Linked DNA regions of Homo sapiens: region 1 is linked to region 2. A link is a contact called in ENCODE POLR2A ChIA-PET data. All regions are on one chromosome and are shown on one strand. Each heading gives the region's core, a stretch centred on a gene start or an enhancer-like site at or near the end of the contact. The rest is flanking DNA. Distances are from core to core; before and after follow the strand shown.

Region 1 (5,931 bases), core at 1,433-3,932, about 18 Mb after region 2:
CATCCTCAAAGGCTCAGGGTTCTAGCAGGATCGAGTCCTAGTTATGCACAATGGTGACCAGCTTGATAATGTAGCCTTGTGTTGCTTTTTCACTCTACCCAGCCCTGGACTCACCCTCATTCACTTCTCAATCCTGGCTTCCTGCCTGCAGAATCTCATTTTGAGCTCTGCTTTCTAGGGGGAACTCAGGCTAATACAGAGACCCTAAAGTTGAACTGGCAGATCAAAGGATATCCACATTTAATAAATACTGGCAATAAGCCCTTGTGAAATTCTAGGCCAATTTACACTCTCACTATAAGTGTATGAGCTATCCATTTCCCACTGTTTTGCCCACCTGGCATATTATCAAATTTGAGTGGATACTTTTGGCACTTTCTAGCTATGTGATCTTGAAAAAGACATTTACACCTCAGAGTCTTGTTTCAAGACACATAGAATGAGAAGAATAATCCCTGCCTTGGTGAAAATAAAAAATCATCCAGGCTGTGAAAGCATTTTGTAAGGTATGAAGTACTAAGCACATGGAAGAAATGCTCCCTAAATATCCCAAGTATGAAAAACCCAAAGTGGTTTTCATTTTTATAAAGAGTCCTTCAGAGTAAATCCACAATAATAATGGAAAAAACTGGAAGTTAGTCAGACTTTGGTCAAATGAGGTCTTGTGAAGGGGACCGAATCTGGGCTCTGACCTCAAAGACTTAGGGTTTTCTACAGCTTAGGAATCTGGGGAACTGCTCTCACCAATGCTGGCCACCTGCCCTGGCTGCCTTCCCCACTTTTGCTTTCCTACTTGAAAACTATATTAATTATAGGGTTTCCTGTGTTGAATCTATTTACAGGCTAATCTAAAAGTCATAGTAAGTGAATAGAGGAGGAAGAAAAAAGAAGTCCCTGTTTCATCAATATCCATGCTAGCCCCTGTGGGGGCCCTTACTGCCCAGGAAATGTGGTGGTGGCAGGGCTAAAGCTAATTTCCCAAGTGTAAACATGGCAAAAGACTGCTGGCCTGCCTTTATTCTGGGAAATCTTTTGAATTGTTTTTGCTTTTGAATTGAACTGAACTTTGAATTTTTCTTTCCTTTTTTTTTTTTTTTTTGAGACGGAGTCTCACTCTATCGCCCAGGCTGGAGTGCAGTGGCACAATCTCAGCTCACTGCAAGCTCCGCCTCCTGGGTTCATGCCATTCTCCTGCCTCAGCCTCCCAAGTAGCTGGGACTACAGGTGCCCGCCACCACGGCCGGCTAATTTTTTTGTATTTTTAGTAGAGATGGGTTTTCACCGTGTTAGCCAAGATGGTCTGGATCTCCTGACCTCATGATCTGCCCTCCTCAGCCCCGCAAAGTGCTGGGATTATAGGCATGAGCCACCACGCCTGGCCCACTAAAACCACTTTTTATGAGAAGTGCACAGATGGGCCTACAGAAGATTCAGAAGCCTGACTAAAATTTGGCCAAACAGAGACTGTTTCTCACCCTCCCTCTTGCACAATTCACCACCCAACCCCGAGGCTTGCTTCTAGGAGAGCACCAGTGTATTGCTCACTGAATTGAGCAAAGTGGAATTAAAGACTGAATTCCTGCCTAACTCAGTGCCTGGCACAGAGCAAGCCCTCGGTTAGTATTTGTCGAGTGGATGAACACTATTTTAAACCATCTGGAACTTGCTGCCATATGGAAGCTGGCAACTAAAAAAATTTTTTTTTTCTTTTTCACCTTTAAGCAGTTGCTTCTTTTAGAAGGCAGAACAAGAAATAGGGGGAGAGGGGAGGATTGCAATTCTGGATTGTGTGGTCAGGGTAACCCTCCTGAAAAGGTAAGGTTTGAGCAAAGATTTGAAGGAGGTAGAGCGAGAGCCCAGTGGATATCTGGGGAAAGAGCCTTCCAGAAGGAGCTAAACAAGGTCTCTAAGGCGTATGTGAGGAGCAGCAAGACCTGTGTCATTGTTAGGGAGTGAGCACGGGGGAGGGGTTTGGGGGATGATGTCCCAGAGTTAATGGGGGCTGGGGGTGCACTCATGTAGGATCTCAAAGGGCATTTAAAGGATGTTGAATTTTTCTCTGAAGGGAATGTGGAACCATTGCAGGATTTCAAGCAGAGCAGTGATGTGATCTAACCCACATTTTACAAGGGTCATTCCTGACATCGTTTTGGAAATGGACTGTAGAGAGACAAGGATAGAATCAGGGCTCAGTTAGCAAATTCCAATGGTGATCCAAGCAAAAGAAGATAGTGCCATAGAGCACGGATTCTGGCTGTATTTTGAAGATAGAGCCTATGGGATTTCCTCATGCCCATAGACTGCCATGTGGGAGGGGATGGCTTGAAGTTAGGCAACAGGGAGGCCCTGGTTGGGCCAGGGGACAGTTTGTTTTTCAGTTTGACCAAATTCAGCCACTGGGGGTTTATTTCCTCAGAAATTACCAAGACTATTTCTTCTCCCTGAGGTCAAAATAAAAACATCCAGGAAAGGACTAGACACTTTTATATTTAAGAAAAAGAAATGAAGCTAACTTGTTCAGTCTCTTATTTTGTTCCAACTCACAAAGCACGGTGATGACAACACAGGAAGGCATATTTCACAAGAGGCCAGAAAAAGAGCCAATCAGTCAGTTGCTAAACACATTAATCAGATCTTCAGTGCTCCAGCTCAGGCTGAGGTGATGCTGGTGTGGGAGAGCCCAGCCCGTTTGGAATGGGGCCAAGGACTCTCCACAGTAGCTTCTCCCCTTGCTGTGAAGGTAAAATGCGTTAATACAAGTAAAGTGGGTAGAGGGCAGCACGCTGTCAGTAATATCAGTGGTATGTAAGTATTGGTTATTAGGCCACGGAGTATGGCCCAATCCCCTCATTAACAAGTGAGAAAACAGGTTCAGAGAGAGGAATTCATTTGTCTAAAGTTACACTGGCTCTCCAGCTTTACTTCTGAGCAGCACTAAGTTGGCTTCTTAAAAAAATTGTTTTGGACAATTGGGATTTCCAGTGTTGCCCCTCTTACAATTTATTCCTGGGAAGTTCTTTTAGACTTTCAGCTGTCTCATCTGAGAGCCTTCCTGTCCTCACAGGGAAGTTTAATGGGAAATTTTGTTACTCTTGAGCACTGGTGGAAGTGAGCCTCCAAGCTGGCCATCAGTGGCCACTGCCTTCTGGTGTTTCTACCCTTGTGTACCAGGGTTGGTCTGTGTGACCAACAGCATATGACAGAAGTGATGGGATGACACTTCCGAGACTAGATTATAAAAGACTGTGTCTTCTGTATTGGGCCCTCTCTTGCTGGAGCTCTCTCTGTCTGAAACACACACACACACACACACACACACACACACACACCCTTTCTCTTGTATCATTTGTTTGGGAGAAGCAGGCTGCCATTTTGTGAGCAACCCCATAGCAAGGCCTGTGTGGCAGGAAACTGAAGCCTCTGGCCCACAGCTGTTGAGGACTAAGGCCTGCCAGCAACCAGCGAGTGAGCTCAGAGGTGGATTCTCCAGCTTCACTTGAGTATAGAGATCATTACAGACCCAGATGACAGCCTGACTGCAAACTTGTGAGAGACCCTGAGCTAGAACCACCCAGGTTAGCAACTCCTGGACTCTGACCCTCAGAAACTGTAAGATAAAAAATGTTTATTTTAAGCTGCTAAGTTTGGGGATACTTTGTTCTTTCCTTACCACCACCATAACAGTTAACCTCTGCCACACTGTATACTTCTCTTTCCATCTCTGCCCCCTCCACTGTCCTAGTCATGGCCTCATGCCCTCCCCACATGTCCCCATAACCAACTGTCTTCTCTGAGGTCAAACCCAGAAGTTATCAAACCAGCTGAATCAGTCACAGTACCAACAGGAAACAGATGGCGGGCTAAAATTGATAATTTGAAGAAAGTTTAATATAGGAACTATTTGTGGAATTGTGGGTGGGGTGGAGAGCAATGAAAAGGAAGGAACACTGCAGTTCACAGGGTTAGTAAAGGTGGGTGCTGTTTATGGCCTGAGGCCTGAAGACGCAAGGGTGGGAGCAGTTACTGTACTCTGGAGACAGACAGAGCTGTGTGAAGAGGGTCCCCTAACAGGAATTGGGCCACAGAGCCAGCCTTGCAGCCCCTGGGGTGAGGGTGGGGGTAGAATGCAAAACACCTCAGCTCCTGCTGGTGCTTCCCGCTTAGATGAGCCCACCAGAAAACTAGACATCAAGGAAATCTATCTTAGTTTCCCTCAGAAGCAGATTGTGGGATAAGGGTTTAAGTGCAAGTCATTTATTTGAGAGGTTCAAAGGTTCAGGGTATACCAGTAGGGAACTGAGGAAGTGAAATAAAGAAGAGAAGACAGCTGGTATGATTGTGTTATTAAGCCAGCTATCATAGTGGGTGACTGGAGCCTAGTCCCACAGAGAAACTCTGGAAACAATGTAAACACACCTCTCAGAATTATTTCACTGAAGGGTGAGGGAGTTGGGATATTTATACTCCTAAAGTCTTTGGTTGAGGGCTGCTCCTGGAGAAAAGGGTTAATTCCTGGATACTTTTGGACTGACAGACCAACCTTCTGTGTTTCTGGGAAAAGCCCTCAGACACAAAGATACAGATACTGGCAATTGGAAGTCTGTGAAACATTGAGGTGGAGAAGGCCTAAGAGATTTGCGCAGGGATTGGCAGTGTCTGCTACCAGGCCCACTGATGGGATACATTCAGATGAACCTCCCATTCACAAGGCAGGATGGAGAACTGTGCAGAGGGTGAATCTGGAAGCAAAAATGAAACTTAAGTGCATGCTTAAAGTTAATAAGTAAAACTTATTAATACTCTCTTAAATAGAAATACACTGTATAGGTTTCAAAACAGTATTTTTTCCCTTTTATTCTCACAGTTACTCTACCCTCTCTTGTAACCATGTAGCTAATTGTCTGATTCTGCTTGTGCATTATGCAGTGTGCATTGCAATTCTGATTGTGCCTGTGCATCTCACTGTGCCTTACCTAGGTCAGTAATTACTCCATTTCAATGAGCAGAAAAAGAGGCACAGAGAGGACCTAACTCAATAAGAGTCATTCAGATGCAAGACATTTAGCATCAGTTCTTTTACTTCCTGTTGGGTAATCTTAGAAAAGTTAACATATCCTCTTTGGGCTTCTGTTTTCTGATGTGTAAAATAGGGGTTAATAACATTTTCACCCTAGAATTGTTTTAAGGACTAAGTAATATAATGCACATAAAATCTTTGCTATACAATAAATGCTAAATAAGTGTTTCGTTCAAGTAAATATTCTTTTTTGAAAAATATAGGCAAAGGCATATAAATATTTGAGACGAAAGTTTACTTCAAAAATTTGAACAGAGATATCTTCTGGTAATAGACACTCTATTATCTCTAGCTACATGACTGTGTAATAATTGAACACTTTGGAATTAAGCCATGAGAATTGATTCAAATAATTATAACCACACTAATGAGACCATATGACTATCACTCCACTTCAAAGCTATAAAACAGAACGCTTCCATTTCCTCTTCTTTCTCCCTGTCTGCTTAGCACTTTGTTTTATCTCAAATTCCACATGTTCGAGAAGTTTCATCATTTCACCATCCTTCCTTATCATTAATTCAATGAAGGCTTTCAGCCATAATACAAAAGTTTTAATTAAAATAAAAATTCCTGTATCTTATGTTCAGGCTAGAAGGTTATTTCTTTTGAGTTAGCAAGTGAGTGGAGCTACCCCCAAAGAGTAAGAAGGCATTTTGCCCAAGGATTTATAGAACAAACAGAACTTTGGGAATTTTTTCAGGAAGAAAGGGGAAGAGAGGGAGACTAGTAATTTCAGGAGTCCTGGTGCTTATTGCCTGACTTTTGGGAAGACCCGAGCTGTTTAGGGGCCTGTAAGTGAGAAACTAATGTCTGAGCCAGGACAGATTCATCAGTGAAACAAAATAGATCAC
Region 2 (5,893 bases), core at 1,684-4,183:
GCGATCAAGCAATTCTCCTACCTCAGCCTCCTGAGTAGCTGGGAATACTAAAGAGCAGTGGTGCATTCATAGCTCACTGTAGCCTCGACCTCCTGGGCTCAAGCCATCCTCCAGCCTCAGCCTCCTGAATAGCTGGGATTACAGGCATGTGCCACCATGCTTGGCTAATTAAAAATTTTTTAGGGAGGGGGATAGAGACAGGGTCTTGCAGGTTCACGACCACATAGGCTGGTCTTGAACTCCTGGACTCAAGTGATCGTCCTGCCTCAGCCTCCCGAGTAGCTAGGACTACAGGTGCTCACCACCAGATCCAGCTAAAGGGCTTTTCATCATTGATAAACCCTCAAAGTATATTTTAATCCCTGGCATTTTTATGTGAACATACCTACTGCACTGCATCATGAATTTTATATGTGGTAGACTGATTCGTTAGGGCTCCTCAAATTGCAGGTGAACCAAAATCCATGAAAAAAAAGTGTATTTAAAGGATGGGAAGATACTGCAAGACGCCAGAGCAGGGAAACTAAGCACCTCAGCCCAGAACCAAGGATGTGATGCCTTTTGTCAAGACAAACTAGCCTCTGCTTTCCTCCAAGTAGTGATCTATTTCCTTCAGGCCTCTCTGGCTGAAAGTATGGCCACTGAAACCTTGGGAACACATTCTTATGATTCCACAGCCTGTCAAAGACAAAACCCAAGCAAATAAGGAAATTGATTTTATTCAGGCTGTTGTGATAGGGCAAGCACCTTAGATCTGAAGGTCAGACTCTTGACAGGGTATGTTTGTCCGACACTTATAGGGAGGAGTCGGTAATTCACAGGTGGGGTGTTTTATAGTTGGAATTGTTTTTGTGATCAAGCTGAATCTCAATCAGCTGAACAGGAAATATCTCTATGGCTAGCTAGTCTCAGAGGGACAAACAGTTCCCCTTATGAGACAAATAATGCAAATTTGGAGAGTCTGTGTCTGGTCTTGCCATAAGTAAACAGTGGTATCATCAGTGGTCTTATCTAAGTCCTATCCAGAAGAGTGATTCTTTGTAGTAAGCTGGGACAAAGAGTGTGTGTGTCAGCGTGGGGGTGAGGGGGGTTGGGGGGGCAGGTGGTTCTTAACCATCTCAGTTTTCCAGAAGTGTAGGACTTACACAGAGTTCAATGTTATGAAAACAGGAGAAAGACTATTCCACCAGCTGAGACACTCTGAAGAGAGCGCCATGTGCTTGGTCACATGTTTATCTGCTTATCTCTCCTTCAAATCATTGTGGTCCAGTGAGAGGAGGTGCTGTGAATAATTCAGCTTGTGTTATGCCCACTCCTATTGTTAGCATAGTAGAGAGAAGGGGGCCCGGGAAGATCAAGAAAAATCACCACCACAGTGGGCAAACTGTCAGAATTTAATTCCAGTGGAACTTAATTTGAAAACTTTTTCTTTTTCTTTCTTTTTTTTTTTTTTTTTGAGACAGAGTTTTGCTCCTGTTGCCCAGGCTGGAGTGCAATGGCATGATCTCAGCTCACCGCAACCTCCACCTCCCGGGTTCAAGTGATTCTCCTGCCTCAGCCTCCCAAGTAGCTGGGATTACAGGCATGCATCACCACGCCCGGCTAATTTTTTGTATTTTTAGTAGAGACGGGGTTTCTCCATGTTGGTCAGGCTGGTCTCGAACTCCTGACCTCAGGTGATCCGCCTGCCTTGGCCTCCCAAAGTTCTGAGATTACAGGTGTGAGCCACCATGCCTGGCCGAAAACTTTTTCTTATAGCAGAAAAAGACACAAACCTTTGTTCAAAATTAGATACAAAAATAGATAAAATTAGATAGTGGCACTGTAATGATGCTCCTAAGTTACCATGAATCTTTTTCTTGACCTTTAGACAGTCCAAGAAGTCTCACGTGACATCCCACGTTTCCTTCCTCATTCAAATCGCCCCTCCCTCTTTCAAATCTCAATTCTATAAAATTGAGATGGCAAGGCCAGGCGTGGTGGTTCACGCTTGTAATCCCAGCACTTTGGGAGGCCGAGGCAGGCAGATTACCTGAGGAGGCGGGCGGATCACCTGAGGTCGGGAGTTAGAGACCAGCCTGACCAACACGGAGAAATCCTGTCTCCACTAAAAATACAAAATTAGCCGGGGGTGGTGGCACATGCCTGTAATCCCAGATATCCAGGAGGCTGAGGCAGGAGAATCGCTTGAACCTGGGAGGCGGAGGTTGTGGTGAGCCGAGATCATGCCATTGCAATCCAGCCTGGGTAACAACAGCAAAACTCCGTCTCAAAAAAAAAAAAAAAAAATGAGACGGCAAATGTTAAGAAGCGTTGGTAATATTTCAAGTTACTCTGTTTTTGACAATTCTTTTGGCGGTACTTCCTAATTTCCCATCCTACCTCAAGGTGTAATTTGGCTTAATGTGAGCTAGAGGTCACAGAAATCCCTGTTCCAGAGATCCCTGTTCCCAACACCTAAGAGCTTTAAAGCCTCAAGATATCTGAATCAGTAAGGTGGGAAAACAGCCTATTGCAATAATGCTCCAGGGAAATTGGATTCCTTGGGCCAAAATAAGCAAATATAGACAGGAAGTCTTAGAGCTTAAGAAACACAGAAGAGTTTTTAAATCCTCACCTTTCCATTCCAACCAGCGAAAATGCAAACAGGGAAAAAGAGCTCAGAAATCTCTTCTTGTGAATAATTGGATTTCCAACCAGTAGTTAATTGGGCTTAATGTAATCACAGGTTATTCAATCAGGCTGCTATTGGTGAAATCTACGTGGTTTTCTTTTTTTGACCCTTAAAATTGTAACCCAGGTGTTACCTAGGGGCTTTGTTGAACTTGGAGAACTAGGTAATCTTGGCTACAACATCTAGGGTCTAAGGTAGTTGAAAGACGACTCTATACTTTTAGTGGTTTAATTTCACGTAGGCTTCACTGTCTCTGTTCCTGCTCCAGGTCACATCTGAATAAGAGGCTGCATCTCATTTGTGGGTGCTCACTAGAAATCCCACTGCACCAAGCATCTCATGATTTTATTGAAGGCTTGTGGGCTGCAGTAAAGGGTTGTCACATGCCAGATGATGTGACCACTGTCTCTCTGGCTCTCAATGACTTTCCTCACTTCCTCTCTGATCAGGACCCCTTCCAAAATCCCACAGTCCCTACATATTGCCTTGTGAAACTCCCTGGAAAGTTATGTAAATAAGTGTCCCCTCCCCTATATAATTTAACTCAAAGCCCACCCAGGCCTATTTGGATTCCTCTGCTCACTGGTACTCTGGTACCAACTTTTCCTCTAATTACATCAACACTGTGAGATATCTTTTAGGGTATTTTTTTTTTTTTTTTTTTTTTGAGATGGAGTCTGGCTCTGTCGACCAGGCTGGAATGCAGTGGCGTGATCTCAGCTCACTGCAAGCTCCACCTCCCAGGTTCATGCCATTCTCCTGCCTCAGCCTCCCAAGTAGCTGGGACTACAGGCGACCACCACCACGCCTGGCTAATTTTTCTATTTTTAGTAGAGATGGGGTTTTACCATGTTAGCCAGGATGGTCTCGATCTCCTGACCTTGTGACCTGCCTGCCTCGGCCTCCCAAAGTGCTGGGATTGCAGGCGTGAGCCATGGCACCCAGCCAGGGTATTTTCTTTTTTTTAGATGGAGTCTTGCTCTGTTGCCCAGGCTGGAGTGCAGTGGTGCGATCTCCTCTCACCGCAACCTCCACCTCCCAGGTTCAAGAAATTCTTCTGCCTTAGCCTCCCAAGTAGCTAGGATTACAGGCACGTGTCACCATGCCTGGCTAATTTTTGTATTATTAATAGAGATGGGGTTTCACCATGTTGCCAGGCTGGTCTTGAACTCCTGACCTCAAGTGATCCACCCGCCTCAGCCTCCCAAAGTGCTGGGATTACAGGCATGAGCCACCACGCCTGGCCATTTTAGTGTATCTTTCTAGTTCCTGATGATAGTTCTCTAAAAACTGGATGTTGGTGACCCTGTACCCCTAGCCACACTTGACTGAACTAGTTTGACTGATCTGAGCTGGGTCAATCAAGTCCTCTTACCTGAGAATTTTATGTTAGAACTAACGGTCTTTACTTTTCATCCCTGTGTAGGGCTGGTCCTGAAGCATGTATATTCAGAGCTGAGGGGCAGCCAGTGTCTGGAGAGAGAGAAATCTGGTCTACAGAGAAAGAAGGCTGAGGCAGGTGGATCACTTGAAGTCCGGAGTTCAAGACCAGCCTGGTTAAAATGGTAAAACCCTGTCTCTATTAAAAATACAGGGCCAGGCGTGGTAGCTCATACCTGTAATCCCAGCACTTCGGGAGGCCAAGGCGGGCAGATCATGAGGTCAGAAGTTCGAGATCAGCCTGGCCAGCATGGTGAAACCCTGTTTCTACTAAAAATACAAAAAATTAGCCAGGCATCATGGCACATGCTTGTAGTCTCAGCTACTTGGGAGGCTGAGTCAGGAGAATTGCCTGAACCCAGCAGGCGGAGGTTGCAGTAAGCTGAGATTGCGCCACTGCACTCCAGTCTGGGCAACAGAGTGAGACTCCACCTCAAAAAAAAAAAAAAAAAAAAAAAAAAAATTAGCCGAGCATGTTTGCACATGCCTGTAGTCCCAGCTACTTAGGAGCCTGAGGTGGGAGGATCTCTTGAACCCAGGAGGTGGAGATTGCAGTGAGCTGAAATGGCACCACTGCACTCCAGCCTGGGTGACAGAGCGAGACTCTGTCTCCAAAAATAATAATAATAAATAAATAAAAATAAATGTTTTTTGTAGAGACAGGGTCTCACTATATTGCCCAGGCTGGTCTCAAACTCCGGGGCTCAAGTGATCTGCCCACCCAGACCTTCCAAAGTGCTGGGATTACAGGTGTGAGCCACCGTGTCCGGCAACCATCACTACTACCTGTTTCCAGAACTTTTTCATTATCCCAAATAGAAACTCTGTATTCACTTAAAAATGATTCCCCAATCTGGCTGGGCACAGTGGCTCATGCCTGTAATCCTAGCACTTTGGGAGGCCGAGGCTGGCAGATCACAAGGTCAGGAGTTGGAGACCAGCCTGACCAACATAGTGAAACCCCATCTCTACTTAAAATACAAAAATTAGCTGGGCATGGTAGTGGGCGCCTGTAATCCCAGCTACTCAGGAGGCTGAGGCAGGATAATTGCTTGAACCTGGGAGGCGGAGGTTGCAGTGAGCCAAGATGGTGCCACTGCACTCCAGCCTGGGTGACAGAGCAAGACTCTGTCTCAAAACAAACAAAAACCCCATCCATTCTGCTTAGCCCCTGGTAACCTCTATTTTACATTCTGTCTCTGTGAGTTTGCTTATTCTAGGTACCTTATATAAGTGTAATCATATCCTATTTGTCCTTTTGGGTCTGGCTTATTTCACTTAGCATAATAATTTCAAAGTTCAGCCAGGTGGTGGTTCACACCCGTAATCCCAGCACTTTGGCAGGCCAAGGCAGGTGGACTGCTTGAGCCCAGGAGTTTGAGACCAGCCTAGGCAACATGGCAAAACCCTGTCTCTACAAAAAATATAAAAATTAGCGAAGTGTGGTGGCATAAGCCTGTAGTCCCAGCTACTCAGGAGGCTGAGATGGGAGGATCACTTGAGCCTGGGAGGTGGAGGTCTCAGCAAGCTGAGATTGTGCCACTGCACTCCAGCCTGGGTGACACAGTGAGACCCTATCTCAAAAAAACAAACAAACAAAAAAACAAAATAATGTTTTCAAGGTTTATTCATGTTCTAGCATTTATCTGGATTTCATTCCTTTTTATAGCTCAATAATGTTCCATGTATGGCTGGGCATGGTGGCTCCCACCTGTAATCTCAGCACTTTGGGAGGCCGAGGTGAGTGGATCACCTGAGGTCAGGAGTTCGAGACCAGCC

Evidence for each region. ChIA-PET counts read pairs that join two places held with the same protein, here RNA polymerase II (POLR2A).
Region 1: POLR2A ChIA-PET joins it to region 2 with 13 read pairs in GM10248. The contact joins two enhancer-like sites. POLR2A ChIA-PET finds 5 or more read pairs at or near these places in 2 of 52 experiments (GM10248 and WTC11).

Annotation. Positions count from the first base shown.
Region 1 is chr5:150,760,914-150,766,844 of GRCh38, forward strand. No RefSeq gene overlaps it. Among named protein-coding and RNA genes, the nearest start is that of DCTN4, 4.9 kb to the left of the region's middle. Within about 2 kb of position 2,683, at least 19 of the 41 ENCODE cell types and tissues checked have a DNase peak (open chromatin) inside an H3K27ac peak, as active enhancers do.
Region 2 is chr5:133,032,363-133,038,255 of GRCh38, forward strand. No RefSeq gene overlaps it. Among named protein-coding and RNA genes, the nearest start is that of ZCCHC10, 8.8 kb to the left of the region's middle. Within about 2 kb of position 2,934, at least 2 of the 41 ENCODE cell types and tissues checked have a DNase peak (open chromatin) inside an H3K27ac peak, as active enhancers do.